Regions from separate parts of the Mus musculus genome. Here region 1 is linked to region 2. Evidence: chromatin loops called from intact Hi-C (ENCODE). Cell type or tissue: heart. All regions are shown on one strand. Each heading gives the region's core, and the rest is flanking DNA. Links, peaks and the distances in the headings are about the cores only. Region 1 has its middle 44 kb from the start of Gm35961. Region 2 overlaps Phf14 (PHD finger protein 14).

Evidence for each region. Hi-C counts contacts between places; a loop is a spot of excess contacts. Peaks named below come from ENCODE experiments on the same cell type or tissue, not always from the same donor. Only the 100,000 strongest peaks of a DNase experiment are listed, where the experiment ranks them.
Region 1: a loop joins it to region 2, with 2.2 times the contacts of the local background. A loop is called at or near these places in 3 of 42 quality-filtered maps.

What each region holds. Positions count from the first base shown.
Region 1 is chr6:12,115,560-12,132,551 of GRCm38, reverse strand. It overlaps the pseudogene Gm32222. Among named protein-coding and RNA genes, the nearest start is that of Gm35961, 44 kb to the left of the region's middle. In heart, for the core only: a CTCF peak has its summit at 6,989 (motif pointing right); no DNase peak of the experiment used is centred there; H3K4me3 peaks cover 511 bases.
Region 2 is chr6:11,998,223-12,015,214 of GRCm38, reverse strand. Phf14 (PHD finger protein 14) reads right to left here. Exons shown (of 18, transcript NM_001168382.2): 15 at 8,354-8,404; 16 at 8,109-8,230. Among named protein-coding and RNA genes, the nearest start is that of Phf14, 81 kb to the right of the region's middle. In heart, for the core only: no CTCF peak of the experiment used is centred there; no DNase peak of the experiment used is centred there.

The DNA of each region.
Region 1 (16,992 bases), core at 5,082-10,081, 120 kb before region 2:
GACCAGCAGACTCCCTAAGATATGCTTTCCTTTTGGCAATGACAGAAGTACCATCCCAAAGATACACTTCAAATATTCACCTGTGTCCAAAGTAAATGACATTCCAAGCCCAACATCAGGAGGGAGGAGAAGTAAAAGGGGGAAGTGAGAATTTACTGAACAACTACACAATCTATTACTGTCTTCCATCTTGATTCTATTTATCCTATTTCTTCCCAGATTCATCCCCCTACAAAAAGTCACAAAAGTCTCATCTAATTATAATCTCATACTGACAATACAACCTCTTGTGATCAACATTAAGTTTGGATGTGGTTTTTACTAATCCAAAGACCTCTACTAAAAGAAAATAAAAGGTATATGACAACATGAACTAAAAGTACAGTTAAGATTGGAACAGTCACTTAAAAGCTTAGGCACTGGTCCCAGATGATGGCACTACTGTGAATCAGATGATAAGAAGAGTACCCTAGGAAGGGTTCACTGGGATCTTGACGCCTTCTCCTCTCTTTGCTTTCTGGTACCTTGAGATGGACATCTTTGCTCTTTGTATGTTTTTTAACCACAGTGTTCTTCCCTTTTTCACTCTCATTGACAATAATTTATTGTTTCAAATATTTTAGAAACTCAAAGACAATATTGAATTGCTGATCTTTCGTTTTCCATCTCCTGAGTACTAAGATTACAGACATGCATCATTATATCTATTTTATGTGGTGCTTAAGATGTAACCCAGAACTTTGTGCATGCTAAAATAGTATGCTCCTATCTGTGTAACATCCACAGCCCTGATAGGTAGTTAAAAAAAAAACATATTTATTAAGCAGGTACTTCTTTCTCTCCGTGGATAAAGCTATTTTAGGAATCGTGATCACAAAGACTGTATTGAAAAGAGATGGACCAAATTAAATCTAAAGTAGCAAAGAGGCAATTTACAAAACAAGAGCCACAGAGACTCAGCAATGGGAGCGGAATTAATGATTGTGTATCAGCAAAGCAGCTAGTCTTGCCGCTGTTCTCTCAACACAGTAAGGGAAACTCAATAAAGATCTTCAAAAAAATATTCATAGGCCAACTCACTGCAACACAGGGAACATTATCAGTGAATAAGAACAACCACCAGTGCTTATACCTGGCACCATGGAGTGAGGAGAACAATTATCAGACAATCAATTAAGAAATCTGAAGGAAACAAATGTTCAAAATAAATGTCGTGCAGTTATCTGAAGCCATACCTTCTCACAGAACCATTAGGGATCAGAAAATTCATTCCACATCATCTGTAGACCTTCACAGATTGATACCAGAACTACTAGTTACGAATTTAAATACAATTGCCTAAATTATGCTTTTGATCCAGTCTTTGCCATTCCTAGCACCCAGGAGTGGCTTTTGATTTCCTCCCAAATAAGATTAAAAGTCTAATCACAGAGACCCCACGCCAACACCGTAAAATTATGAGGTATTCCCTGGATGGAATTTTGATTCTTTCCGTTCCCTGTGGCCTCGTTGAGCCCTGCATTATCTCTGACCTGAATATTGCAAGCACGCTGCTCCGTCAGCTTTAATTCTTATTCCCTAATTTTTCAAAACCTTGTTCCAATGCCACCTACTCCACAAAGCCTGTCCCAATTACTCTGCTCAGAATTACTATTACATTTTCATAGTCCTTTATCCCTCATTTGGGGGCAATAATGGTAATTATTCCCAAATCATGACCAGAGTCTTGATAGGTCTAAATCTGTCTCCTCTTCAGGATAGCAAGTTTCCAGAGGCATCGGAAGAAGAATCCTAATCCTTAAGCATCGTGTCCTGGTTCTAAATTCCCATAACTCAAGGCATCTACCAACTGAACTATGTGTTAAAGGATTCTGATTTTCCAATATGCCAAAGCTCAATTAAACATACTTATCCATCACTTTAACTTAACCTGTTCCTTTCTTTTTCCAAATGATGGTTTTACAATTCATCATATCCAAGCCCTTCATAGTCACCTTTCTAAATACTTTGAAGACAAACTTATGCTCATACAGCTGAACTCTTGTTAGCAATAGCAGCCACAGGGGCTCTAAAGCATACACTAAGTGGTTATGAAAATGGGAGTGATGGACATGCCCACACATAAGCAGGTAGATCCTTTGAGCTTGGTTAAGGATAGGTGATTCATGTACCAGAGAAGAAAATAAAATAAATTAAAGAAAAGACACTTCTGGGGATTTGTTTGGTTACTACATGGAAACATAGGCCTATTTTGATAAAGCCAAAGATGAAGACTGTGGTTTTAGAAATTGCTGCTCTTCACAACTGTGAAGAAACAGGTTTTCTGAGGTAACTTCCTGTTGAACAGTAAAACCATGCCAGGAAGCTTGGTTAAGTAGAGAAGGTTGAGACCTGGTGACTCAATGGGCACACACCTGAGCCTGTGGAGACTCCTCACTCCCTACCATATTCCTGGCCTGGAACACTTGTCACACTCCTCCCATAATGAAACGTGACCTGTTGCCAAGTAGGCCCAGAACAGAGTTTTTTATGCTAATGAGATACCTAGAGGCCCAATAAGGGTTTATCCAATAAGCTTCACTTCCCAGACATTCCTCCAAAAGGTATTTAATCTCAGGTATACATATGCATTCATTTTCCACCATGAACAGTCAATAAACAGTTTAGAACCTTGGACTGTCTCTTTCATCAAGATCCCCAGTGAAGGGCAAAGGAGAAGACATTCACCTACAGAGCCTCAGCTTAATTCTCCTATTGAAGGCCTCTCTGCACTACCAGCCTGCCTCTGACAAAAAAAGAATAATCACAGCTAGGACAAGCCAGAGCTCTCTCTTCCCCTGGCCCTGGGCTAGATGCTGTCCTCAGACCTCAGGCCCCAAGAGTCTAAGAACCCCAGGGCCTCAGCCTTGTCACAGGCCAGAGCACCTCTGAACCATCTCCAGCTTTCCCACATCTCAGACAGTGCTTTCCCACCTCAGGCACTTCCCTATAGCCCAGCCCTCCCCTGCAGCACCATGGCATTAGTGCAGACAAACTCCCCACCTTCCTCCTCCCCAGGAGTCTGTGCCCAGAGGTGGGGTGGACACAGACCCATTACCTCCTCAAGGAAACTAATAGCCAAGTCTCCAGGTCATCGCAGCATATATAAGAGCAGGCTTCCAAAGATGCAAGCAGCTATTAGCACTGACCAGTCTTAACAGAAGAGATGATATAAGGAAGAATGGGATGGACAAACTATAGAGAGGTTTTGGGGTTTTGGCTTTTGTTTTTTTTGTTTGTTTGTTTGTTTTGTTATTAGCAATTTTCTCATCGTAGTGAAAAGTCATACTGAAGCACATTGTCTTCAAAATTTTAGAGGTTGTTTAGCTTTGTGGTGTGGTAGTTGTCCCCATTTGTGCTTTAAAATGTGTAGCAAATCTCCCTTTGGAATGCTGATCTCTATCCAGCCATAAATATTGGTATGGAGATGGTTTCAGATAATTTTTTTTTACATTAAAAAATGGCATTGTTTTATTTTCGCCAGCAGGAGTGGGCTGCATGTTGTGGTAGGTGTGCTGGACTCAGTGCAGGTATGGATGGGGTCAGGGGAAGTGATGACTTGGTGGCTGGAAGGGAACTGAAAGGATTAGATAGACTTCTGGGAAGTTCGGAGGAAGGACTCATGGCACACTATAGCTACACCACTAATAGGGCTGAGAAAGTCTTGGAAGTCTAGCTGCCCATCGCTGTTGAGGTCTAGCTTCTTCATCCTGTGGTCAAGAACACTGGGGTCATCTTGGTTCTTCGTGTAGGCGGCCAGCTCCGTGTTCATGAAGGAAATGAATTCAGCCTTGGAGAGTTTAGAGCTGTTTCCATCCTTCCCTCTGTACTTTTGGAAAACAGCAATCAGGGAGTCAGTCGATGCATCTCTCAGTCTCTGTAGGCATTTTTGCCAAGCTGAGGAGTGAAGTCCGGCTGCGACCGTGGATGACGGTGGCTGGGACAGGAGAGGTTTCAGATTCTTATTCGACTATGTTCTCCAAACATAATTCAGCTGAGGGTCTGCTTCTTTGTAGGACTTAAGAGTTTGAATAAATCAGTCCTGTGAGATGTCTCATTGGGTGAAGGTACTTGGTAGGAAGGCTAAGAGCCTGAGTTCATTCTCCAAGACCCACACAGTAGAAGAGAACCAATCCCTCCAAAAGTTTCTCTGACCACTACACATATATCGTGGTAGAAATACACACACACACACACACACACTTGAGTTAAAAAAAATACATAAAAATTTTTAAAAAGTAGAATAAATTATTGTCAAATTCATATTGTTGGCAATTGTCCCCAGAGGACAGCTTTCTAGAAGATCACAGACTGGCGGTGGTCCAATTATCCCACTGGACTTGTCCAAGAATCTGTTTCTACTCTTGTGCCCTCTCCTTGCCTCATGACAAGAAGCCATGAATAGATTCTCATCTGAGCATAGCTTGTCAACATATTCTCTTCTGCTTTTGGAGATGATGTGCACCAATGTTATAATGTGCATGTCACAGGGGCTGGTGATTTAGATGGGATTTCTTTAGTTCATTGGCATTCACAGAGGAGTAGCATTCACAAACACTGACTGCACAATGGATCATGTCTGCTAAGAGAAGAAACTGTTCTATTCCTGCCATTTATTGGCACAAAGGAATATCCTTCTAAGGCATCATGGATGTACATACAATGATACAAGTGGCAGCTATTAGCAAAGATAGAATTTACTTCCTTACCCTTCATTTGCTCATATGCCCTTTCTATTACTCTCCCAAACATGTTAAGGGTTGTTCTAATAATAAGTGACCTTTAGAAATTGTCTCATTTCAGAGTTTTCACCCATAGTTGTTCAAACATATATTTTCTACTTCTATCCCAAGTCTCGTACAACTCACTCTCTTCTCGATCAAGTTATATAACATGATGAGGTGTTGGGATGACATCTCTAATGTGACCCAGTACCGAAGTTAACTGAAAATGGGCAAAAACAGAAGTTTTCCCAAGATATAACACTGTATTCCGTTACAGCTGCCTTCCTCTTGTCATCTACATCTGTGAGAGTGGCTAACCCCAGTGACAGACAAGAAGGAAATGTGAGATTTAACTGATCTGTTCTTGAATAACTGGTCTTACATAACAAAATTGCAGCAAGCTGTCAGTTCTTAGGTCCCCAGACTCTAGACCTACACTCTCTCAAGCTGCCTTTCCAGCTGACCTCTGACCTCCATCAGAGAATGAATTGATAGCCTGCTGTCTGACTTGGTGTTTTCCAAAAGACCCCACAAATTCTTGCCTCAAATCCATGTCTGTTCATAACTTGTCTCTGTGGAACCTGCATGTCTAGTAGGAAGTACAGTGGGCATTTCCACAAACTGACAAAGGGCTAAGGTATTGTTGTTCCTGCCCCCAGGCTTAGGACACTATATAGGAGCATTGCCATGAATTTGAGGCTAGCCTGGGTTACATAGAAAGTGCCTGCTGGGTTAGTGAGAGCTAGGGTAGGAAAGGGGAAACAAAGTGAAAAGTGACCTTGGTAGCAAGTCTTTAGCATAGAAATCATTCTAGCCAACTGAGCAGGGCACCAGGCTGTAGCCGCCTGCAGCCACATGAAACTGGGTTCCCCTGATCAGACAGCGAGAAAAGAACGTGGCCAAGACAAACCTTGCTGTTCAAAGACCCTGAGGTTTACTGAGAGTCCTTGCTTATAAAGAAGGTAGGCCCATCCCCCGCCAGCCCATTCTTGGTGCCTGGAGCCAGCCCGTAGGCGATCTACAGGGTGTGTCTCTGGAACATCTCAAGGACCTTTCAGCGGGAAGCAGAGTCTTGGAGAAGAGCAAATAGAGCCATCAAGGTCAGAAGGCTCTACCCTAAGTAATCTCCTTCTTAGTGGCAGCAAGATCAAAGTCTGGACCAGCCTGCTTCAAGGCTGAGGGAGGCTACCCCAGGCTTCTGCAGCACAGCTTCCTGGGAGGCTGGGGCAGATAAATGCTGGGTTGGAATCTGGGCTTCAAACGTAGAAGGCCACTATCTTTTAAAAACCAATCAATCAATTAAACAAACAAACAAAAACTACTGGCAACATTTGTTTGTCATGTAAATGTGCCTGCGCCTCCAAGTCTAAAGCCCATGAAGTCTCTCATCCCTGAGCACCATCTCCTCATACTCAATATTCCCTTCCCTAAAACAGCACTGACCCTACCTCCGTCTATGTACCACGAGGAAGTGGTCTTCAACTTCATCCCACCCTGTGAACAAACAATTATTTGATTTTAAAAACAGCCTAATTATCTCTCAAAAGTTATATATATATATATTTGATTTTCCCATAAACCTGATAATATAAGTGTCCCTTGTTCGGCTAGTCCACTTCTTTACTGAGATATCTTCTTTCTCAGATCACATACAGTGCATTTGTGAGAATAAACCTTGCGAGAACACAAGGTTTTATCTACAAGATGTTTGCAAGGAAAAAAAGAAAAGAGGAGAGGAGAGGAGAGGAGAGGAGAGGAGAGGAGAGGAGAGGAGAGGAGAGGAGAGGAGAGGAGAGGAGAGGAGAGGAGAAGAGAAGAAAAGAAAAGAAAAAGCAAAGAGGAGTTAAAAAAAAAAAAGACAAGACAAAACAAGATCAGTAGTTTGGATTTTTGAGCACATTTTGCCCCCTGGCTGAACACAGTCATCTAAACAAGCTTGAGGGTGAAGCTCAAGCCCAAAGCACCATCATCTCCCTGAATATCATTTGTCTGTAGAGGCCATGTTTTATACACGTCAGGTTCGAAACATAAATGGAATTTTCATTTGAGTCTGACTTTGTAGCAGTAAAGACAAAGGGGAAGAGACACTGCACTCACAGGAAACGACTACAAGTTGAGAAACAAGGGCGTACTCTATCTCTGGCCGGCAGCAGGAAAGACATTAAATGTGTCCTATAATCCTTTCCTCACCACGGAACCGAAGCACTGCAAAGCCGGTCTCAATCCAGCAGATGGCGAGAGACTAATTCTAGTCTACAGCCCTCTGGAAACTGCAGAGCTCTCATTCTGAAGACACTGGGCTATCAAACAAAATTGACACAGAACATTTGTGCTCTTTATTTTATAATTTTATTTTGTTTTATTGGACTAGGACTACCTATTGCCTTCCCTCCGCTCGCCTCTTACTGTGCGATGAAAGAGAACCTGAATGGGATGCATTAAAGCAGACAGCCTGCTTTTGTTAATTCATGTGTTTGAATACTGAAACCCAGCTGGTGGTACTCTACTGGGAGGTTTCAGAGTCTCTGAGAGGTGGGGCTAGCTGGAGGAGTGGCTTGAGGTTTATAGTGGTCCCTGTCTTCCTGTCCTGCCCAGCTTCGTTTCCTGTAGAGATGTAACACCCCACCATGTTTCCGCAGCCACAGCCCTGTGCGGCTCACAGTCTCAAATACTTCCCCACCACGGTGGACCATACCTTCAAACTGTAAGTCAGACCGAGTCCATCCTCACTTTAGATGCTTCCTGTCCTGTTCCTGATTTAAACAATGAGAAAAGCAACTGATACACATTCAAAGAAGAGCAAATGGAGAATCACATGTGCATATTCTGTTCTGCGTACCTACTGTATCTATTTGCTTTGTAAATTAATATTTTATTAACTATTTGTGAATTTCATGATGCATTTTTATTATGTATTCTTCCTCCTCGGTTTATTTATTCATAATTTTTATTTTTCACGTGTATGAGCATTTTGCTTTTATCTATGTTTATGCACCACATACCCTCCTGATGCCCACAAAGGACAGAAGAAAACATTGGAGCTCATGAAATAGAGTCACGGATTGTTGTGAGTCACTATGTGTGTACTGGGAACCAAGTCTGGGTTTTCTGCAAGAGCAGCCAGTGCTCTTAACCACTGAGCCATCTTTCCACCCCAAGCCATTTTCTTTTTGATGCATCATTAACATGGGCAGGCCTATTGTTCTCCATATGAATTATTTAAGCTAAGGTAAGATTGGATTGAAGTATAGACTATAGCAAGAGAAGGAGGGCTCTCCTGGCATCAAAAGCTCCTGTGTGTTCACTGAGAGCTGCTAATATTTGCCTCAATATTCCCTAATACATTTTCTAGGTGATCTGAATCCATTGTTTCTTGTTCAGTATTCAAAGACATTTTTCCTCAATTAGCTAATTAAAAAAATATTCAAGAGGGCACAGATATGTTTATGATGGTGTTAAATGCAGAAACAAAAGGCCTCTCAGAAAGGAAAATGGGAGGTATTTATTAAATGAATTCACAAGATTCTTCAGGGCTTCACTTTATTCTAAGAACAAAGTGTCATTACATTCTGAGTTTACAACACCGTATAAACCATCTTGGTAAACACTGAGGATGGGGTCTATATGGTAGATATCTTCAGCTTCATTAACACATCAGAGTGTTTCCCAGTCCAGAATGTCAGTGTGTGCTCCTGGTTACTGGAACCTGTTCCTTTTTGCTGTGCTACAATTATAAGCTCCATCATAACTCCTTAGTCATGTATTTATTTTCCTGGATAGATTGCAAACTCTATGAAAACATATTCTTCCATCATCATATCTCCAGTATCTAGCATAGCCTGAGTTGAAGATCGTGCCCTAAAATACCAGTGAAGCAGGAATATGACCCATTTTATAAAGTGGTCTTCAATCAACAAAAGCTCACAATAGCAGTTATGTAGAGGCCTCATTAACAGAGGCGTGGTCTCAGAATATGGTGGCTTCTCAACTCCCATATTTTCCAAGAACTGAACATCTATTTCCCACATGTTCTAGATCTCCTGGTTTTTCATACTATGAGTGATGTCTTAGATACAAAGGAGAGCAAGAAGCACCCCAAGTCTTACTTCTTAAGAATAGAAGTGACTTAAATACAGTTAAGTTTCTCACACTAGCATTGTAATAGCTTCTTGCCCAAACAACCAGGAAGGGCAGTTGAAGTTAAGTGATTTGTTCCCTGTGGTTGATGGTTGTCAATAAGTACTGTGCCTAGCATCTCTAGGTATTTTATGACTGTTCCACATAGCCACACCACTTACTTTTTACTTCAATACTTCAATTCCTTTTTATTTTTGCACATGTATGTGTATATATACATACATATGTGTTTTTGTGTGTGTGCGCGCATATCTGTGTAGAGGCCTGAAGTTGATATCAAGAATCTTTGCTTATCATTTTCCTCTTTCATTCGTTGAGATAGAGTCTCTTGCTGAACCCAAGCTCATACATTCCTGCTGTAGTAGCTTGACACTTACTCCAGGATTCCTGTGGCTACTTCCCACGTGCTGGCAGCCGTCCCATCCACAGAGCGCTCACATGAGTACTGGGGATTTGAACTCTGTTGTTCACATTTGCAGGCGCTTTACCCACTGAGCCAGCTCCCAAGCTTTCCTGCCCCCCATTTCTTGGCACATTTACCAATTGCAGAAGTCATACATAGACCATAACTAGAAGGAAGGGAGATGTTATACTTTGTAAGGGTAATAGAGGGTAGCAAAGATGTTCTTGAATATGGCCAGCCACTTAGCACATCATCAGTCTGTGTTAGGAGATTCCTGATGGCTATACTCCCACTGGCCCTTTGCCTTGCATGTGTTTAACTTTTACATGAATGAAACTGTTGTTGATGTATTGTTCCTTCTTACAAAAGTATCAAGCTCCTCCCTCTACAGCTCCATGTTTTTATTCCATGCCAAAAATGTTCCAAGTACACACACACACATACACACACACACAGATTCCACACAATACAAATTGTTCTAAAGCTTGCCTTTTCCAATTTATTTTTTTTCATTGACTAACAGTTTGCTGTAAAGTCTAATTTAAACAAATTTCATTTAGGCTGTTTCGAAGTTTTACTTCCAGTTGGATAACTCCGTCTCCGTCTCTCTTTGCTCATTTATACAAGTATATGAGAAGAGGAAAATTCCCTAGTGTAAAACCACACAATCAAAGAGGAGTGTACAAATTAAATTATACAGTTTTTAAACTCTCCTCAAAACGTGGTACTGATGTTACCAACCATAGTATATGTGAACACCTTCCTGTTCATCTCCAACAAGCGTCCTCCTAAGGTATATGTTATTGACAAAAAAGAAAAAAGAAAGAAAAGAAATGTCAGAAATATTTTATTATTATCTCATATTATTAAAAATCATAAATACTGATATAAATTTTGTAAAAATTAGGAGTATGTATATGACTACTTGGGTTATTTTTATTCTGCCCCCCCCCCCCGCAGTGTTCACCGAATACTCTATGGACACAGAAGGATGAGGTGATAAGCAATCTGAGTCTGAGTTCAATTTCTCTTTGTCTCTATGTCTTCTGCTTACTGAGATAAAGAAGGCAGGTTATTGGCTTCAACGGGGCTGGGGTGGCGGGTGGGGGAGAACTTATTACCCACAATCCCTCACAGCTCAGCTCAGTGATGCACCAGCGACAGTACAATAAATCTGTTTCTTCATGAGAGGCCCACGCAGCCCAGGTTGGGAAGGTAGCTCTCAGCAGCCTGCAGCATCATACATCACCCGCAGGTGCTGCTGGCCGGGCTCTTCAGAGTGACAATCTGACCTGTCTGATTTGTCTTCTTTTTGTCACAGACTCCTCCAGACATCACTGTCTCGTTGAATGTAGCTGATCTCTGGCCATATTTTCCCTCTTCCTGCCACCTTCCATTACTTGTACTGAGATAAATCTTCTCCTCTTTGGCAGTAGGGTTGAATATACAGCCTCTCCCCCTAGTTCTGATCAATACCTTCTTGAGATAAGCCAGCCAGAAAAAGGGTAGACAAGAGCGATAGGACTGGCTCGCAGCATGATTACCTATCATATGTAAGGAAAGGGCTTCTCGCCTCCATGGTGTAACCCACCAAAATACTCCATATCTAGTAGGATGTGAAGGCAAGTTAGGACTGTCATGCATGATACACACAAGCAAGAGAGCTTTTCCAGTAAAGAACTAGAGCATGGACCTAGAGCATGGACCCACAGGGCTCAGTCAGGCACACTCTTGCTTATATTATCATTATGGGCCTTACCCTTATGTAGAAACACATAAGGTCCACGAGATCCATGAGAATGGTAATTTCGATGGTACTGACTGCAACTACTTCAAACTTCAGCAGTTCCCTAAAAACTTAATTCTTATGTCTTTAGAGAGTATCTCTGGGGATTGTCCTAAAATGCTCACATTTGGAATTGTTACTTGTATATAGAGTTAGCTTGTGGCAGCTACTGCTCCGCTCTGATTTAGTCTACGTACATCCTTTGAATATGCTACCTGCATGGACTTGAGGATGCTGCCCTGCTGGCCCCGGCTGTTAGAGCTTGAATGCTACAGACATGGGACCAGTTTCATCATCTTCCCTATTTCTAAAGAACTGGTAACTCAGTTAAGATTTCTATTGCTGTGAAGGAACACCATGACCAAGGCAACTCTTATGAAGGAAAATATTTAATTAGGAATGGCTTATAGTTTCAGAGGCTCAGTTCATTATAGTAATGGTAGGAAGCATGACAGCCTGCAGGCAGATATGGTGCTGGAGGAGTCTAGAGTTCTACATCTTGATCCAAAGGCAGCAAAAATTATCTCCTGTTTTCTACACTGCTCGGAGCTTGAGTACTAGGAGACTGGTAACACTCTTCCTCCAACAAAGCCACACCTACTCCAACAAGGCCATATCTTCTAATAGTGCCACTTCTGTGGGCCAAGCATTCACACATGAGTCTATGGATTCCATACTTATTCAAAGCACCACAACTGGTAATGGGAGGGACACGGACATGCTCTTTCCAATAGTCCCATCAGTACCTGGTTCAGTCACTCTGTACAGGACCAGGTTGACACTAGACTGCACCACCAGGTACAGCAATCTCTACATGGACCCCTCCTGTTTTCTGTTTTGTAGAAGTCTACTTCTACCCAAGTTAATCAGCACTCTGAAGGAGAAGCTTATGGGCTATCACTCCTACTGCCTTATCAGACTCCCAAATTATTTTTATTTTACACATTTAATATTCAATACAATTACAAAACCCCATAAGAACACACACATACACACACACATACACCTGTACAATTAAAGACTACATTAACTAAACCATAGCCACCTTCTGGAATAACAAAATGAGTGTTACTGTTTTTTAATCAGTTTTATATATTCCAGATCTGCAGCATGAACACATTTGAGCATGCTGCATCCCTGTGTTTTCTATGTAAAATCAAGATGAAAGACAGTACCTATTTTGGGGAAGATGACCTCCATTATTGAACCTTTCTTCTTCAGCCATCTTTGGCTGTATCCATTCATAGCCACTCTCCAACCACACTGAATGACTTTCAGTTCTCCTAAGACTTTCCTTTTCCGAGCTGATAGCAGTTGATGTCAATGGCATGCCATTAAAAGTTGCAATCTTTTTGTCTCAGAATTCTGCACTACTACATTTGTATAAATGCTTTTTCCCTTTCCCTCCTCCTTCAACACCTTAAAAAGACCAACCACTTCTTTGTCAAATCCTTCCTCCCATCTTTAGTAAATTGGACATTTCCTGCATCACCTAACCCCACACTCCACAGAGGTACAAAGTACCCTAGCACCACAATCATTTGCTTTACAAAATCTGCTAACTTGAAAGGCAACATTTTTTTTTCTGTTACTTTCCTCAATCGATAGTAGTCAATGAACTAATGTCTTGAAAATAAAATAGAGGTGTTAGTTAGTACATACTTCTAAAGGCATACTACACATAAAGAGCTATAATAGACCCGTTTTGCTTACTTTTCATGTTAACTATGATAAAACTACCCTGCTGAAAGCAATTCAAGGGAAAATGGTTTCATTATAGCTCACAGTTCAAACGTACAGTCCATCATGGTGGGGAAGTTCTGGCAGCAGAACTTGCCTGGACCTTAAGGAACCAGGCATGTTGTATCTGCATTCGGGAAGGAAAAGAATGATGGAGACTTACACTGAACCGGCTCCTTCTTTCGGATGCAGTCCAGGACCCAAGCCTAAAGAACTGTGTCACCTTCCGTAGAATGGATCATCCCTCCTAAACTACCTAATCAATACGACCGAATGTCCAGGGGCCAAAGCGCTCACACACAAACCTAGATACTCTAGATCCTGCCAAGCCCAATCAAATACATTCCCAAATACATTCAACTGTATTCAGCATTGCATAACTTTTAAACTAGGGAAATTTTTCAGTCAAATCTATCACACTGGTTGTTACTCCTAACCGTCCCAGGATAGCCTAAGATCCTGCCTCTTACTGTAAATGGACAGAAAGATTTTGAGTCTTCCAGCCAAGATACTGCATAAACTTATCCTACATAACACTAGACTAGACTAGGAATTTGGTGTTTAAATACTCCAAATTCCTATCTCCCAGATGGACAATTCCAGGGGCAGGCAGAGTTGCCCTCTGTGACTTACAGTGGTAACTTTAGAAAACTACCTTGCCCTCTTAGCACTCCTATGGTCCTGTCTGTCTTCCTATTTCCTTCCTCGAATCTACTTTGTAGGCGCTCCTTTCAAAAGCTGCTTGCAACCAAGTTTTTATGCTGTGTTCTCCTTTCAGGAGAACCCAAAATAACTTCTAGATATTTTCCTGAACAACTGCCAACTCTTGCCAAGTCAATCCATAAAGTATATGCCAGATCACAAAGAAAGGGACACATTTCTTTAAGGTCAATAAATGACATTTTTTAGAAGATTATAGAAAAGTCAATATTATCTGGTATTTGTTGAGATGTGAGTATTCTAAAATGCAACCGTATTTGTTTCTAGCTAAAGAAGCATTTCAAACCCACACACTACAATGCAGCCCCACTTTTGAAATAGTTGAGATAGCTTTTATTCTATTAATTGTATTTGACAGTATTTTTCTAATACTCAGCAACACACACACTGCCTCTGTATTCAAATGGGAGTTTTTAAAAGCCAAAACCGTGTCCAGCTTTCAGCATATTGTTTTGATATTCCAGGGATGTTTGTACACAGTTCAGTGATGAATGAGTCTCGGAACCCAGAGAAATTGTAAACGGACCGGAGGAAGCCCCATAATGCATTGTGGCTGGATAAGAATCCACAAGTCATGACCTGGCTCTTGTGCCGACAGGCTCCCATGAATATCAGAGTCCAATTCTATTTGAGTTATACTCACTCTTCCCTGTAAACTCATTTGCATGCATCTATTAACGCACTCAGAGAACAAAGACCCATTCCTTAGCCCAGATGGAGGAAGAGCCTTGCTTTAACCGGCATTCATAATTTATGATTGTGGGGATTAGGAGCCAGCCTTCCTGCTTACTAACTGCACCTGATGTGACTGGACAGGAAACTTCCGCCACAATACACATATTCTCTGTAAGCTGGTTATCCTCCTATACACTTAATCTTTTCCCCACCAATCCCCCAAAAGAGAATAAATATTTGTAGATTAAAAGAGAACTGCCTTCTCATCCTTTACAGCTGCTGTTGTGCAGGCTGTTAAGCTCGCAGTGTTTAATTAATGGATAGATACCATTAGAGAGACAGCTGGACCTGCATCCAAATGAGCTTGGATTCAAGGTGCCACAAGATAAAGATCTGAAAGTGGAGAAGCTGGGCTGCGATTGGGTTCATTTATAAAAGAGGCTGTTAAAGGTCAACTGTGTTTTCTTGTGTGAGAGATAAAGAGATGCTATTAAAAACAATTGGAAAGTAATTCATAAGGGACCAGGAAGTCACTCATGGTAAATTAATTTGTCTCTCTGATAGCATGGCACTCATGATGGCAAAGTAAATTTGCCTAAAATCAAGCTCTCTCAAAAACAGCCATTGATCATGTCTCTCCTTTTAAAAAGCCACTGGAGTAAGCTCCCGTGTGCCAGGTCTGCTGGAGCTGTCTGATCCCAGCACACTCCTAGCTCTTTACAACCACTTTTCAGGCTGAGAATTAACCAATTATTTCAGAGGACCATAAGTGCAGTGGCATTTCTCTGGCCATGCTGAGCTGCCTCGCCTGCTGATGCTTCCTGTCACCTCTGATGAACTAATCGCTAAGCACCCGAACATCTCATCCTGCACACAGTTTTGCTTTCCTGACATTCAACAACACCCTGGCATGTTCCACCCCACTGCTCCCTCATTTGAAACCTCCCTCTGCCCTGTCCCCCTTCCAGTATTCCACAGGTTCAAACATGTACATACCAAGACAAACGTGTTTTAATTTATCCAGAAAATGTATCTACAATTACAACTGGCAGTTTCTTTAACTCCCTGGAACATGATACGTTTTCTTTGCATCACCTCCCCTGGGTAAATTCCTCCATTCATGCACCATGAATTCCCTTTCTCCTCCCTAGTGTCTGGACGCTAGCATGAGACGTGACAAAGGGCAGTGCTTTTCATGCTCAGTAAGGACAGACCATTATGACACATCTTCCTCTTCCTCTAGGCAAGGAGGAGGCTGTCGGTGGTTTGCAGCCAGTCATGAATACGAAAATGGGAAAAAGCATTATATCAGCCTGTGATCTTTGCTGACTTAAACCGGGGGTGGCTGTGTTCTCTCTGCTAAAAACTGTTACTCTTTTTCCTTTGAGTTGAAAACTATTTGGGATCGCCCTCCTCTGCCTCTGCCTCTGCCTCTGCCTCTGCCTCTGCCTCTGCCTCTGCCTCTGCCTCTGCCTCTCTCTCTCTGTTTCTCTCTGTCTCTGTTTCTCTCTGTCTCTGTTTCTCTCTGTGTGTGTGTGTGAGAGAGAGTGTGTGTGTGTGTGTATGTGTGTGTATTCTCCCTCCCTCTCTTCCTTCCTTCCTTCCTTCCTCCTTCCCTCTCCTTTCCCTTTTGCCTCCCTCCCTTCCTTTCTTTCTTAAGAATATAATGGGGAAATGAGCAATTCCCTGCAAATCTAATCTTGAAAACCCTGCCTTTCCTGGCATTCTCTAATGACAGCACAAGGCAGCTCACTCTTCACTGCATCAGTGAAGAGAATCAGTCAGAAAAGACAAAGGGATTAGAGGCAGTTAATGTCCCCATTTTTCATTGCATGTCATTTGCAGGTTTTGAAAGTATGCACTAGAAGGGATTTCCCAATCAAATATCACTGTTTTCTTCTGAGCCTCTTCCCTTTGGAAAACCAGAGGTGGGGGCTTGTTTAGCATTATGCAAACCAAGGCTGATGCATTTGGTTTGTGTTTAGCGGTATTAGCAACTATTCCTGCTTGACACATATCAGGTACCATACTATTTTTTACACATATTATATAAATTATCATGTATTACATTCCTTATGATTTATTATTTTTACTCTACAAAGAATTCAAATAAAGCTCTCCCTAAACAAAATAGCTGGTAAGCAGATGAAATTGCAATCCTTGATCTGTGCTCCGTATCCAAAATCATCTCTTGTGTTTTTTTTTTTTTTTTTTTTTAAATCTGGTGAAACTGTGGTGATAGAAATAACTAAAACGAGTAAAGTGAATTCTTCTTGTCTCTATGCCCAACCTGCTTCCTATCTTCATCTGGAATCCATTTTCACATCTCCTGGGAAAAGCTCCCTACACCACATCCATCTTGCTAATCTTAGCTGCTTTCTTCTTATGGGCCTCTCAGCCTATTTGTTCACACTGGATGGACCCAAGGATCGTCACTATCCCCAGTACAGACAGTCCTTAGGCACCCTCCTATCTGTCTGGCCAATGTTGCCAGTGAGTGGGCATGTGAGAGAGTAAGTAATATTAGTAGCAGCTAAAACACCTAACGTTTGTGTGCTAGGCATTGTTTATACTCGCATTATCACAAAAGCTCTCTGATATAGGCATTGTTCTATTTCCATTTTAGAGAAGCAAGCACAAAGGAAGCATTTTGTCCAAGGTCACATAATCAGAAGTAGCGAAACCAGGACTTAGTTTTTAAACCATGAACTAGTGCCATAAAAATTCTAAGTTAACACACAAATTCACTCATTCTTCTTATGGTTGGG
Region 2 (16,992 bases), core at 5,260-10,259:
GACACAGACTCTCTGCAGACTATCATGATTGAACCTCAAATTAATTGGCTGACTAATTGCAGGAGAATAAACCAGGGTCTTATATGTACAGGGCTGTGCCAATAAACTACAACCCTCATCTCACCTGTAAGCCTGAGATCTGAAAACACACGGGGGATGAGTCCACGGGCATGCCTGTGTGGAATTACTGGGTTAAAGGAGGTGAAACCACCTGCCCATGCTGGGCTGGGATCCTGGACTACAGAAAAGGAAGAAACTAAGCTGAGAACAAGCATTGGTCTCCCTCTGCTTCCTAACCACAGGTGCAGTGTAACCAGCCCCAGGCAAGCTCCTGCCACTATAGCTCCTTTTCTCTGATGAACTATACCCAGGAAATGAGAGGCAAAAATAAGTAAACAAACAAATCATTCCTTTCTCAAACTGCTTTTCTCAGGGTATTTTATCATAGTAATAAGACAAGTGCACATGTAATCTTCAAATTGTAGCCTTTCACATTCTTCCCACACTCTCTCCTAGTTATTAGATGTTTTCAGATAAGTCTCATGTTCTGTTTTTCACTAGTGTGAAAAATATTGCCACTTGACTTAGATAAAGCAGAGGAGGAGCTGGAGAGAAGACAGTCCCTTAGTAAATAAGAAAATGATTATTTGACTTGCACTAGTCAACAACCAATCCGTGTACATCAACAGTACTAACAACACACCTACGACTCAGTTAGAGAATGAACTGAAGAAGGTAAAGTGGGGGTGCGGTGCAGGGGGCAGGTTTAATAGTTTCAAGGCTATATTCTTAAGCAGAAAAGAGAAAATTAAAAGCACAATCTGCTACCTAAATTATCGGTGCAGACACAGGAAGGCATCTTAACAGGCATCAGGATCAGCTATGCCATGTGACTCTGCAGTTATGACTTCTGACTAGGGAAGTCTATTTACATAAGCTCCAGAGAAGACTGGGTTAACAGCATGAGACTTCTCAGGCAAGGACAAGCTGACATTTTATTAACATGAGTACAAAATAGTCTCATTGTCTAAGCTTACTGAATTTAATGGACCGAAATTCATTACTATGCACTGGTATGCTTAAATGACCCACCTCTACTAAAACAGTAATCCTCCAGATCACAGATAATCAAGAGACCAACTTTTGTGAGGGACATTTGATCTACAAAGCTCATTCACAAAATGAAAGTTGCAATGCTTGAATAGCTTTTTTTTTGTACAAAGGAGTGATTAATTATTTGCCGCGCTAAAGTTTAGCTTTGCATTATGTTTCTTTAACCTTGAGCAGTGATGCACTTTTTCTAAGGCAGAAGAACCACAGAATACTATTTTTAAGAGAGGAACAAAATTAATATTACTAAGGATTAAAAGAGTAGAAGTGTGCATAGCACAACTTTACCTAAATGGCAACTTTAATAAATTACGTGCCATTAAATTTGTGTTATATAAGTAAACTAAGTATGTGTGCATGTAATATTTATATATATAAGTACAATGTAATTATACTCATTGACTATGAAAATGTTGATAAGTAATAAGTTATCTAAAATCACCTTCTCAAACTTTAAATATCCCAGAGAAGCTTGGACAAAATTCCCTCTCCATAATTAGTGTTATAATTCTTATTCACTATAAAGTAAAACCAAAAAATAACACAGTGACTTATAAAGTTTAAAAGAATAAAATATTTTAGTAAATATTAATTTTAAGAAATAGCTTGCTTAACAGAATAAGGTTGTAGCATTCAACCTTAAAAAACGAAGGCCAAAAAGTCATCAAAAACAAAACAAAAACATTAAAAAAAAAAAAAAAAAAACCAAAAAGAACATGGGCCATGGAATGAGTCCCACCAACTAGCCTGTACACAAATTTGTTACAAAGCTTTACTTATTTATTTATTTATTTATTTATTTATTTATTTATTTATTTATGGGGGAGGGGGAAGAGTTTCACTATGGGACTAGTAACTCAGACTGGTCTCTAACAATTATTCTCCTAGCCCTGACCCACAAATATTAGGATTAATGGCTTCTGCCACATGTGTGGAATTCACACACAAGTTTTAAGCAGCAGGGAACTAAAACATAGAATATCAAACATTGTGGAATTTGAGTGAGATGGTACAAGCCTGAATTCATTACTTTTTAGTTATACAACTTGGGAAGTAACTTGACTCTGTGACTTTTCTCACCAAAACCATCTCAGTAGTAATAACATTGCCTGCCTTGCTAGGTAGCAAAATAATTTAAGATGAACACATAGAATGAGATGAAAAATTACATGTTTTCTAATTAGTACACGGGGAATGTTTATCATTACCTAATCTGGCATTGCATCATCACATTTATCATTCCAGACAACCTAAATAGCAGGCATTATTGTCCATAAGTTTTAATAGTAAAATTAAACTAAGAAGAGATGAAGGCAAAGTTCACAAATTACAAAGGGTTCAAGCCAACAGTGATTATAAATAGTTTATTACACAAAATTGCCTCCTAAAATGTAGAAAAAACCCTCAGGTTTTACTAAAAGCCAGGTACAGCTACATAGTAAAAGATATAGTTTCAAAAAAAAAATAACAAATTGAAGGGAGTGAAAACTTAAGGGATGAAAATTACAGCTCAACAGAGGTGTTTAAACAGGACACTTGCTTACTCATCAAGGGAACAGGTGATATTTACGGATTTGTTTGTATTACTCATCAAGGGAACAGGTGATATTTACGGATTTGTTTGTATTGTCCTAGAATAATCGGAGACAGAGCAGCTGGAGGACCAGCTTCCATTCGAAGACGCTACTAAACTTAAATTATAAAGCAACAGGAAAGTTGACTATTAAAACTGTGGTTTAAAATTGTTTTAAAAATAAACCACACAATTGTCAGTTTCACCACACAGGAAGTAGAGGCAAAAGAATCACTGTATATTTAAGGCCTGTCTAGTCTACACTTCCAGGCCAGCCTAGACAACCCTGTCTCAAACTCATTCCCACCACATCACCAAAATGTTAAAAATTCAGAACATAAAGTTACTATGCGGTCATAAGTATAAACCTTCATTTAAATATAAGCAATCCCTTATGATTCAGTCTAGATTTGGAATACTGCTTTTTTTTCTTCTGCTTTGATATGAACCCTGTTAAAATTAAAAGGTAGTTTCAGGATATGTATTATAGGAAATAAATACATCAAAGATATGTAGCTATAGCACTTCTGCTTTGCCTTTTATATTCAATCTACCATGAGAATTAGGAACACTAAGTATGTTGTCAAAGTATTAAAATAATTTGTTAAAACACAAAAGAAGGCAATTTAGTGAGACTGTAAACAGCAAAGAAGAAAGATGGGAGGGGCATTTACCTAGTGTGAGCTAGACCTTGCTCAGTCACTAGCACAATGCATACAATAGTCATTCAATAAAAATAGCAATTTTGATATGAGAAGTTTATAAAAAGCCAATAATGAAGAAATTCTATAAACAAAACAGTGTAAGAATTCTATGAAATTTAATTCTATCTTTCCTTAAAAAAAAAAGAATATTTTTAAAGTAACTTAAGTAATCTATTTTTAGTGATATTCAGTAACATGAAAATAATGACCATGTTTATAGGGCCAGGATTATAGCTCAAGAGGTAGTAGAACAGGAAAAAAATATCTTTGAAAATAGTTAACAAAATGACAGTCAAATTTAGGTTCACTATCAGTCCAATCAAATCTCATAGAGAAAAACTCAATTATGATCCAGGAAATTTACAACCCTACACACTGGCTAAAACAAACAAACAAAAAAGTTAATTAAAAATCTAAATACTCAGACTCATTAGAGACTAATACTTGAAATAAAATCTATTATACATGAATTCTTGCTGGTATCCCTAGTAGTTTAATGATGCAATCAAATTTAGTTTAGGAAAAAACATTAGGAAGTCAGACATTTAAAATGTGAAAAAAAAATCAAAATGCTGATAGCATTACTTAGGCATCAAGCTAACCTTATATCCAAAATGGATCAGTATCTATATAAACTCACCATATACTCAGATGAGATTCCAGCATGCAATTAATAGTGTAGAATTAGCGATAAAACTGAAATAGCTTCACAGATTACTTCCTATCTGCATGCTTCTAACAGCTATATACAAAATAAAATAAAAGGCATCAGCTTAAGAAAATTCACAGATAAGAATTTTCTAGACTCTTTCCTGGTGTGTGTCTCACACAGGAGGAAAGGGTGTCACACTGTGTTTACCTGGTTAATATAAACTATGAGGCTTACAGTTCAGTCTTGCTCTCACTTTAATAGCAGAGTAAAAAGCTCATGGAGATGAAAGCACTGCTTATCTCTAAAATTCAACTTTTAAAGAATCAAATACTTTGAAAGAGAAAAATTCTTCCATGTCTACTCTTTTATAGGTATACCAAGTTTCCTTCCTTACCTAATACACATATACACATAAGTGTGCATGCATTCTAATTGTACCAAAAAGCAATTCTCATTTTAAACTTTTAAAACACACCTACTAGATACATGTTCTTATATTCAGTGACCTGATTTGCTCATAGATTAAATTTTATCATAATATTTTTATTAAATAAAAAAGAGCCAATGCTTCTATGGAGTTTATTAAGTGTCTGTGATTCATTTATCAAGTATTTCTGAGGATGTTCGTAGATTAAATTTAATCATAATATTTTTATTAAATAAAAAAGAGCCAATGCTTCTATGGAGTTTATTAAGTGCCTGTGATTCATTTATCAAGTATTTCTGAGGATAATAGGTGGAAAAAAGGAAACGGCATCAGCAAGTGGGCAATCTAAATATAGAACATTATTATCAAAGCAAATATGTTCACAGAGAGATATCACAATTTAACAGGTCTCAAGTAGTCCTTTAGCTTTTTAACTGTGTTTTTTTTAATTAGGTATTGTCTTCATTTACATTTCCAATGCTATCCCAAAAGTCCCCCACATGCTCCCCCACCCACTCCCCTACCCACCCACTCTTACTTCTTGGCCCTGGCGTTTCCCTGTACTGAGGCATATAAAGTTTACAAGACCAATGGACCTCTCTTTCCAATGATGGCTGACTAGGCCATCTTCTGCTACATATGCAGCTAGACATGAGCTCCGGGGGTACTGGTTAGTTCATAATGTTGTTCCACCTATAGGGTTGCAGACCCCTTTAGCTCCTTGGGTACTTTCTCTAGAGGGCAATTTATCAGGTAATGTTTAAGTTTAAAAATAACATTTAAAATGTAAATAAAGAAAATATCTAATAAAAAACATAATAAAAGATGGGAAAATGGAAGTACTGTTTTTAAAAATTCCTCAAGGTTATATTAAAGGCAAATTAAATATTTTTATAACCTTGATAATCCTATTTCTCTCTCATTTGGTGAAATTAATTTAATCATTTCCAAAAATACATAATGGCATTTACTTGAGGCAATGTTTCTCATTGAGATCAGAGGTTCCCTGATAAAGCCATAGCAGCAGGTCAATGGGCCTCAAGATCTTCTTGTCTCTTCCTCTACAGCAAAGGGATTATACTCAAAATCTTACACACACAGCTTCTTTGTGAATACTGGGAATGTAACTTAGTTTCTTTGTGTTAGTATAGTAAGTAACCTGCTGACTTAGCTATCTCCCTGCCCTTAAAATGTATCTTTACAAGAAAAAAAAGTCATATTTAAGAGATCATCATGAAATCATGGGTTTAGTCCCTAAGATTGCAAATTAATTAAGTAAATGAATAAGTATCTGTGACTAATAAATTAGGTATATTAAAATCAGAGATAAAATACTATGCATGCATGATAAAGGTACAAAACAACCATAAAAATATGACTTTGGAGAAAGGACTTTTCAAATAATGGTGCCAATTCCAAAATAAATGAGATGCCAGACAAACCGACAAATATTAAGTATAAAATTAATTTTACTAAGCAAACAAAATTTTATATAAAAAATTTAAATCCAAGAACAGTGGTGTCTAAACTGAACATATTTAAAAAAAAAAAAAAGATAACGTTACAACTAAAAAACACTTGTGGGCCTGGAGAGATGGCTCCGTGGTTAAGAGCACTGACTGCTCTCAGAGAGGGTCAATTCCCAGCCACCACATGGTGGCTCACAACCATCTGTAATGTCATCTGATGCCCTCTTCTGGTGTGTGTGAAGACAGAGACAGTGTACTCATATAAAAAAAATAAATATTAAAACAAAACACTTGTGATATTACCTCATATCCAATTTTAACCTAGCAAATATTAATGGAAACATTCAATTGTGTACATATAAATTCCTTTCAAAGTTTTACAGATGGTTTATGCTCCTCTGTCTTAATAAGGCAAACAGAGAAAGAAGCTAGCTTTCTGTATTATCAATTCTAGAGTAGCAAATATTGTCACCTTCCAAAAACTGACAAAATTCTAGATGCTATTTATTCTAATAATGTTAGTAGGAATAAGTGTTCTAATAGAAAGCCATGAAATAGATAAGAAGGGTAATAATCTCAAAAAAATCTTAACAATTCTAGAAGATGAAACCTATTTTTTGAAAGATAACTGAAATATAATCGTTTGAAAATACCCTAGAAAAAAATAATCTTCTTGAAATAAAAACTGTATTCATTTCTAATATCAAATATATCCAAAAAATAATACAACCCAGTAAAAATCTATATATCCTAACGTAAATGATCCAGAAGATAATGTTCTATAGAGATTCCCATAGTTAAGGGAGGGTCAGCAGCATGAAAACTTGGGTAATTTCAAATTCATCAAGCTCCCCAACCGTATCTCCAGCTCAAGAGAATTTCCTTTCATTGAGTTTTGTTAATTATATGCGGCTATCATTTAAAAAAAAGTCATAGTTTTATGAATACAACTAAGTCATACTTATGCTTCTGATATCACCACTGACAGTCTTCAAAAATCATAATGGGAAGACAACTATTCAGGGGTAATTCTCAAAGTTGAAAGAAATTTAACTTGTGATAGGACTTAATCTATAGAGCAGTTCTTATCCTTTTATTTCTTCACTAGAATTTTTACTTCCTCCTAATCTTCTCAAAAAAACAAACCTATTAACTTTACAACTCAATGCCTTTTATGAAGTAACACAAACAGAAGTTATATTCTTAGTGACTGACATACATGACGCCATTTTAATAGTAAATGTTTTAAATCATACAATACAAATATGTGTTTTATCATTTTTTTATTCCTTTTGAAATGTTTACTTTCTTTGTCCCCAGTTAATTGACTATAGATTTATTAAACATCATTTCTAAAAGAACTCAGAAAAAACTCCCTTCCACACTGTGTGTCACACTGTTCCACACTGTGTGTCAGTGGACCCTGAAAGACTAGACACTCTTTTAAATGAGCACCTTTTGCTTTCCATCCATGCCCGCCTCCCCCGATCACTTTGAGTAGTTTCTTCTTTTAGCCAGAGATACAAAGTCTTTGAAGCTTGAGGAGTAGCCACTGAGCAGCGTCAGCTGAGGTTCCTGGAAGGTATCATGTTTGACTTAAAAAATTTTAAAAGTACGAAACAAAACAAACAAAGAAGGAAACCAAACAAAAAATAAACTCTATCTAGGCCATCTTTTCACCTTTCTTTATTTCATAACAGAGAAGCATTTAACACATTCATTTTGGAAAGCAATGAGGAAGTGCTATGAAAGTTGTTGCCAATCGTACTCTATAATCACCAATGTGAGTAAACTTCAACTTTTATGATATGCGAAGGGTCTTTAGAAACTGTGGTCTAGAGATAAACATAATAATCTCAGTACAAGGTACTCAGAACAAATATTTCGGCAGAATCTCTACATAAAGCATTACCAATTTATTCTCAAGAGAAAATGAATTCTCTTGCTCAAGATCCATACTCACTGTTATTTATATCTCAATTTAGAACATAAGCATGTCTAGCACATTAATAAGTGGAGAAAATGTATTTCCAAAGTAGCATTCTCACTAAATAGCATTTTATAAAGGATTTCTTCTGTAGTTGTTTTTACTTTATCTGTCGTTAAAAAATAAAATGATGGGCATTTGTTTGGCTTTGACCCCCTAAGGACAAGGTCTCCACATTCAATTTACCTGACAAGATTCTCATTATCTCCAGTTCCTTTGCAAGTTGAACACTCAGTTCTTAAGTCCTCAGCCTTGGGCTTCTTCTGTAACACAGACTGCCTCTGCCTCCTTTCCCTAGGAACTCTTTCCTGCCATACAAAAAAATAAGTAAACAAAACAAATCTGAATAGGAAGAATGGAATGGAAATAACTCAAAGCAAGAAAGTTTCCCTAAGTTCAGACTATGAAAAAAGAATTTAACTTATTCAAACCTCATGTTTTTCTTCCTCAGGAACAAAGCTTCGCTTTCGTCCTCTGGTTCTCTGGAAAGAAAACCCATAAAAATTCTTAAGCTTCATCATGATAAATATAAATTTTCTTTGTTATGTTTTAGATCTTATGTTGGAAAACTGGTGTTTGTAATTAATGTTGTATTGTTCCAATGCACATTGCTAAAATTATGTCATTTAATATACTACCTTTTTTATATAAATACACACGTATTTGATAGTAAAGAACTAATATTCCAAGACTTTCTTCAGCATTTCATACTTACATGAAATGATTTACTCAGAGTAATTTTTCTGGTCTTACCACCAATCGCTTCTACAACTAAAACACTGAAACTGGAATCATATCATATCTATTGTTTTCCCACACATGTACCTATGTATGTATGCTTGTGCAATACCAAAAAAAAAAAAAAAAATCCCTAAGTAACCACAAAAAACGGTAGAAGGCAAAGACTTAAATTCTCAAATTATTAAGATTAGCTAAAATAATTTAGTAAAAAAGTTTATATCCTACATTTGGATTGTATTTGTATATCATTTGAAAGAAGGCATCCACATGTTTAAAGGAAATAAGATAATGGTGTTTACAGCCAGTATGGTTAAACTCTCTAGCTCACATAGCACGCTGCTGAAGACTTACAATCCCCATCTGCAGGCCACTGCTCTACAGACTAGATAAGACACAAGCTGCCACTTAGGTTTTATTCTAGTAGCTGAGATAAAGAACAAAACAACAACAACAACAACTACAACAACAACAACAACAAGAAAACATTTATATCAAAATGAGAGTGGTGTCAAATAATCCTCACTAGGACTATTTTCTAATATAAATGAATCAATGTTGTAATTGTCAGTTTTTCAGATTAGCTAGTCCCTTGCTAATTAATACCAAAATGCACAAATGTCATACTCTGTGATTTTTCACTGCTAACCAAAATCCAATTAAAGTCATTCAAGACAAGGAAACTTAAGATTTACAACAACACTAATGCATTTATATTAACATTTTTTCTGACCACAACGGAGGAGTTGGGGAAGGACTGAAGAAGCTGCAGGGACTTGCAACAGCACAGGAAGAACAACAATACCAAGCAGTCCCCCAGAGCTCCCAGGGACTAAACCACCAACCAAGGAGTACACATGGTGGGACCCATGGCTCCAGCCATATATGTAGCAGAGGACGGCCTTATCTGTTGTCAATGGGAGGGGAGGCCCTTGGTCCTATGAAGGCTCGATGTCCCAGTGTAGTGGAATCCTAGGGCAGTGAGGCAGGAGTAGGTAGGTGGGTGGATAAGCTCTCTCATAGAAACAGGCGGAAGGGGAGATGGGATAGAGGGCTTGTGAAGGAAAAACAGAGAAGGGGAATAACATTTGAAATGTATATAAATAAAATAACCAATAAAAAATAATTGTCAAAAAATGTTCTATTGGGAATTATCTGCAGATGGGGAGTATAAGTCACTATGACACACTGTTTATTCCATCCAATGTTTCAGAAATTTTGTTTTGATAAAATAAATATAAATAGTTCATTTACAACTAATACACAATTGCACTACACTGTGCAATACAAACACTCAAGATTTGGCAAAAGTTTAAACTATTTTTTCGCTTTTTTGGTACTCATCGTACCTTAACTTTCATAGATAGGCCATTTCAATAAGGCTTCAGAATGGTAAAGAATATTAAAGGGAAAATACTCAAATTCCCCATTAAAGTTCCACAATCATTTGCATAAAATGCTCCAAGGCTTTTATAACCCTCAATGTGGGGAGGGGGTAGGCAAGTAACTATAATTTATCTAGTTATGAACAATTTTATCAGCCACTTAGATCACTTGCCTCTGTCTGTCATTTTTTACTTAAAAAATATGATAAGCCACATATCAGAAAAATTTGAACGGTCCCAAATATCATGAATTTAATTTTCATTATAGTTGTTTTAATAGGCATTTTCCTAAGCTTACATTAAAAAATATTCATCAATAAACATTTTTCAGATTGTCAACACTGCAATCTTAAAACTGCTATGACTAACTTGTACATGTGTAAATTAGATAGAATATGTCATTACCTCTCAATTAAAGACTACCACTGGAGCGGTAGCAATTTTAACAACAACACATATAAAATGGAGTGATAAGACCCATTAATTTGTATACTGGCTTTAATAAACTTTTCAATATTAATAAAACAAATGCAAACTATGGCTTGCCCCTTGCCTTAATAAATTAATATGTAAGAAGAGAAGGAAACACATTAAATTTGTTAATTCCTTCTCCAAAACAATGACCTAAAAGAAGCAGTGTTCTCTACAAGAAAGAAGGATTCAGTAAAGACTGTGAAAATGTACTGTGACTACTGTATTTACTATGTCAACAAATACATCTTTTAAAAAATCCCAAAATTTATGAGTCATGGGAAATAAAAATTACAGGACTTCAAAGAAAGTAAAACTGATGCATGAGGGAATGCACGACGAGAAAGGGACAGGTCCCCGAAAGCCCTCTGGCACTTGTGTAAAAGATGAAAAGTCACCAGATGCATACAGTATAAAGAAATGAAAAACAAAATCAGGAAGCTTTCAAGCTACATTAAAGTTATTAGAAAGTATACCCAAAAGTAAATATGATTTTTAAAGTAACTTCAAAAGAGACATGAAGACTCTCATTTATTTGCTTCAAATGTAATTTCTAGGCCTAAAAGGAAGAAGATTCTCTCCACACAAAAACAGTGCAGAGAGAATGGCACCATTACGGCTCTCAGCAGCAAGGCCAGGCTGTCTTCACAGGAGCTCTACAGCATCACCCATAAAATATAAGCAGGAACAAGAGACTGGAACCAAGTCTCAACATTTGAGTCTACCAAGCTCGAAACTATAACAGTAACTACTTCTGAGACCAGTGGGGTGAAATATGAAAATAAACACTCATGTTATACAGAGCTTTTAAAGTTACACCTAAAGTTTAACTAACAAGATTCCTCCTAAATCTAAGTCATATTTTAATATCTTTAATATGGTACAAATGATGCATCCCTTTAAAAACTGATATAATAAAACTTGTTAAGCAATTTTTAAAAACAAATAGATTTTGCACCATTTCAGTAAGAGTGAAATCCGCAAGCTCAACATTGATAAGGAAGGAATGTAAAAAACAAAACAAAACCTGTGAACACAGCTACATAGGTGCTACCAGAATCATTAGCTGAGTAACTTAAATTGGTTGAGTATTTGTGTGGTACTACTTTCATATTGACTGAACACAAACCAGGCATTTGGAAAGAAAGAATGTAAAATAGAAAAGAATTGCACCTACCATATATGGATGAGACTGGCCCATTGTCTTTATTGATGATTGGTGTGGGCTGTAGCTCAGCCTGCTACATAAAACAGTCTAATGAAGCCATGAGGAGCAAGCCAGTAAGCAGACCTTCCCCACGGCCTCGCTCTGCATTATCTCTGCATTAGCTCCTGACTGCACGCTGCTACCTTGATTTCCCTCAGTGACTGACTGTGCTATGGAACTGTGAGGTGAGATAAACCCTTTCCTTCCTAACCTGGCCGTGGTCACAGTGTCTTCATCACAGCAATAAACACACATCTAAGACAAGCTGAGAGAAGAAACATGGGTACTGCCTTAGAAATGCAGACAAAATGGGCAGGAACACACTCAAGTCAATTGAATTTAGATTTAATTGTGCTTATTTCATAGACAATTTGGGGGAAAATCAGACTATTTTGTTTGTTTATATACTATTTGTAATTATTTTTAGGGTGCTTGGATTGAATCTGGGGTCTTGAACAAGCTGGGCTAGAGATTGACCAATAAGATATATCCCCATTTAATGGGATTATCAACCCATTTAATTGAGTCTCTGTCCTGTGCACAAAACTCTTCAAGCAACACTGGTGACCATTTGCAAGGCATCAGTGGGACCAAAGAAAAATAGCATGTTCTATTATAAGAGAATTCTGATTATTGTTATTTTCTTTATTATCTGAACATTAATTAAAAAGATCCATTTTACCCTATTGTCCATTAACAGAAATCATTTAAACATAAATATAAAGGAAAAAACCTTGTGTCATAAGTGTTTATTCATTCATTAGATTAGTAAGTATTTAAAAGCACTTCATTTTAATAAAGACAGAAAGAGTCCCTTGAAAATATTTCGTCATCCCTGACATTGTCCTTTCTAGAACTTCATTATTCAGTCATTTTCTCAACTTCATAATGTCATACTAGGTTTGACTCTATTAACTCACATAAAAATAGAGAATACTTGCAACAGTGTTTCACTGATAATTTACAATTACATACTGCAAGTCATCAGTTTAGGAATATAAATAGAGCAGAAGGTATATTCTTTTAGGTTTGAGTAAAATATTCTGTAACTAGCCTTAGGTCCGACTGGGGTATAATATCTGTTACCTTCTCTGTCAAGTTTTTGTCTGGATGACCTATCTATTGATGAGAAAAGGGTATTGAAGACTACTACTATCAGGATGTAAGGGTCTATATGTGATTTAAGCTGTAGTAATGTTTCTTTTACAAACTTGGATACCCTTGTGTTTGAGGCAGAGATGTTAAGAACTGAAATGTCATCTTCATGGATTTTTTTTTTTTTTGATAAGTATGAAATGTTTCTTCCCCAAATCTTTTGATTAGTTTTACTTTGAAGTCTCTTTGGTTAGATATTGAATAGCTATACCAGATTGCTATTCAGGTGTATCTTATTATATTTTGGTATATCTTGCTCCGTGGTAGAGTCTATTTGAATGTTGAGGTGTGTTTTTAGATGCAGCAGAAAGATGGATCCTGTTTCCATACCCATTCAGTTAGTCTGTCTCATTTTATTGGTGAATGGAGACCACTGATATTGAGAAATATCAATGACCAAAGACTGTTGACTCCTGTTCCTGCTATTTTGTAGTACATATTTGTTATGAGTAAAATCACATGAACATTGCAGTAGATGCAGGAAAGGCCTTTGACCAAGTTCAACACTCCTTCATAATAAAAGTCCTGGAGCAATTAGGGATACAAACCTCCACATAATAATGGCAACTTGCAGCAAGCCTATAGACAACATCAAATTAAATGGAGAGAAACTCAAAGCAATTCCACTATAATTGGAAACAAGACAAGCTTTGTCCACTCTGTCCAAATCTATTCAAGAGTGCCTGAAGTCTTAGCTAGATCAGTTAGACAACTAAAGGAGATCAAGGAGATACAAATCGGAAAGAAAGAAGTCAAAGTATCATTATTTTCAGATGATATGTTAGTATATATAAGTGACTGTAAAAGTGATAGCTGGGAACTCCTAAAGCCAATAAACACTTTCAGCAAAGTAGTTTAATACAAGGTTAACTCAAAAAAAAAAAAAAATTCAGTAGCCCTACTATATAAAGAAATAACACCTTTCACAATAGACTCAAATAATATATCTTGGAGTAACTCTAAACAAACAAGTAAAAGACTTGTGACAAAAACTTCAAGTATTTGAAAAAGAAATCAGAGCAATAGTTGCACCAGTTTGGGAGATGTCAAGAGGGAAAAAAGAAAGTCACTGTTAAAGCATGGGATTTGAGGGGTTGATGTACAGACTGTCTGATGTTCTAAATAAACATAAACAAAGTTGGGTATTACATGAGACTTTATAGTCCACCTCATTACTAGCCTTCATTCCCCAAATTCCACTACCTTTAAGCAGTAAGCAGTGGTACACATCGGTAATCCCAGAACTTGAGACTTAAAGCAGGATACTCAAAAAGTTCGATTTCTTGCCTACATAATAAGTTTGAGCGCAGCCTGGGCTATGGGAAACCCTGTCACAGAAGTTAAAAGGGAAGTTCAACAGTGACTATTTGATAATAAAAATCGTATTTACATCTTAAAATAATATTTATATGACTTAAATAGGCAAGATTCTTAAAAATATAACTATCAAATTTATATAGGTAAAAGTCTTTAGAGCAGACATAATGATAGTTACTTTGGGTATAAATTTAGTATCAAAACGTTATAACAAATTTCACTGCACATTCTAAATTAGAAGTACTTTCTCTCAAATACTCATTTAAAGTTAATTAGGATTACAATCTAGAGAAACTCATGTACAAGCAACCTTGAAAATCTTTTCCCTCAAGTTTAAAGGTTAAAAAGAATTGTAAAAATCAACTGGATGAATGTATATCCTCAAAATGTAATGAGTTAATTTGCTGTATTGTGGCTTTCATATCCTTCCACCAGCCAATCTGAGAACAACCACAACAAAAAGCACTGTAAGCAGAAGAGCTGATTGTGTGAGAGCTTTAGGTTTTCAGCTACTCTGACACCGGATTTCATAGTAGTTGAATTAATTTTCATTCCTATCATGTATCTCTCCACTTTGAGGTTAAATATTACCTAATTGAACTGAAATAAATTAGGCTTTCCTTGCCAACTTGTCTAATGAGAGGAATCCCTTTGTAAAGCTTCTATCACTAAAGAGAAGAGGACATCGACAGGCCTAAAATAAACATATTATCCATGACAAGATACCAGAGTTATTTAGTTTTTTATTCACTTATCCTTTCTATTAATTATTATAAAGGAATGAGGAATGAGAAACTTCACTAATTATTACATGGAAAGGGTGATAAAGATCCATCTGGATCTCCAGAAAGGCAAAAGAGCTAAATAACCTTCTAGGTTCACCACTTTGATGTACAATAAAGATGACTTCTAGGCACACAGTAAACCTTCAAGCCACTGCTGTACACATACATGTATATAAAACCACCAGCAATTTACTTAATCACTTAATGTCTTACATAATAAGCACAGCTTGGAAGTATGGGTAAGAATATCATCATCCCAGAAAGCAAGAAAAACAGCAGAATGTCCGGGAATCGGGAAGCCACTGTCTAGGGGACCCCTCCTGTGCTAAGCAAGCACTTACTACTTCCTAGGAGTTTTTCCAAACTTGCTTTTACCCCTATATCTTATCCACTCTCTAGTGCTTTTCAGGCTGAGATATCCACAATCAAGGTATTGGCTTGGTATTTCATGGTAAGATATTAACTGACAATTTCTTTAATGTTCAACAAAGCTCCTTTCAAAAAAAGACAACATTCTTGATATCCACATACCGAGCTACTCCTCCTGTGCCACTGAATGACCCATTTGCTGAACTAGCAGAATGTGGTAGTGATTAAGCTGCTACAAGCATATATGGTCTAAGCATGAAGAAGTATCTAGAATCATTACCAGTACTTCTGCTTGGAAAGTCAGCATAATAGAATAAAAGAACAGGCCCAAGAGCCATGAGATTGAGTTTGAAGCAACCATATAGGTCTTGGGAATTAAACCAAGGTCCTCTGCAAGAGCAGCTAGCACTCCTGACCACTTAGCTAACTCTCCAGTCCCCTTCTTTTCTTCGTTAATATCAGCTTTTTCAAAGTTAACATTGAAACATTCTCTTAACTTTGACAATATTTCACTATGGATAACAGGAACCTCTACCGGCCCAAGTGACATGCCTCATCTGCCATGGCCACACCTCCTTAGCCTTCTCAAACATTCACTGACTAGAAATACAGTACTCAAATGCCCAAGACTTATGAGGAACATCTTATTCATAACTACTACATTCCATTCTTAGACCCACATAGTCTCATGGCTATATCATAAAACAAACAAAAAATGCACTCTGTCCAACTTTGAAAGTCCCCATGGTATTCCTTGAACTGGTTCAGCCTGTGGGGAAGTCAAACAGTCCTCTGAGGGGGAGTGAGGATGATTACAGGAAAGATAGAACATGCAAGACGAAGTTATGGGAGGTCTGCTTGGTTAATACCATACTAGCAGCAAGTGTATTTCTCATAGCTTTCTTATACTATAGTATCATGGGAAGCAAAACCACAAGCTAACAGAAACAATTTTGGTAAAATGTACACAGACATTTGTTCGCATTCCAGAAACGTCTCTGTTCCTTCCACCAAGGTCAATAGAATCGTCAGCCCCGAGCCTTGAGCCTGCAGCTCCTCTTATCCCTCTATGCCTCAGCAGGCCAGGAAATCTGCCAACAGGCCCTGTCCTGCCTGGGAGGCAGAATTTTTCTTTCTTTTTTTTTTTCCTCTGCTTCAAAAAAGCAGCAAATGGGTCCTGACACTTCCTGAGCCACAACACTGGTTAAAAGCCCATAGTCCAAATTCTTTCCTACAGCTTAAGGCATTCTCTTAACTGTAACTTTCTATAAAAATCAAAATACAAACTGTAAGTTTCCAACGTATAATGGTGCAGAATATGCTCGGTCATGCCAAGAGGGAGTTACAAGGCCACAGTGAGGAAGGATTGGCCCCAAGAAAGACTGGTACCCAGAAGAGCAAACTTCAAGTCGTGCAGTTCCTTTGTCCAATGTCGGAGGGCTCAGCTGGCTCTCCTCTTCTATGCTGGCTGCCTGTAAGATAAATCTCTCTCTTGGGCTGGTTTGCTTCCTGTTTGTAGCTCTCCATAGCTGATATCCATGACTCTAGCACGTCTCATTGCTGAGACCTCACTTCTCAAAACAGCCAAACAGGAGGGAGAGAGGAACACTGAGAGTGCCTTCTGCTCTTGTCCTTAGAAACTG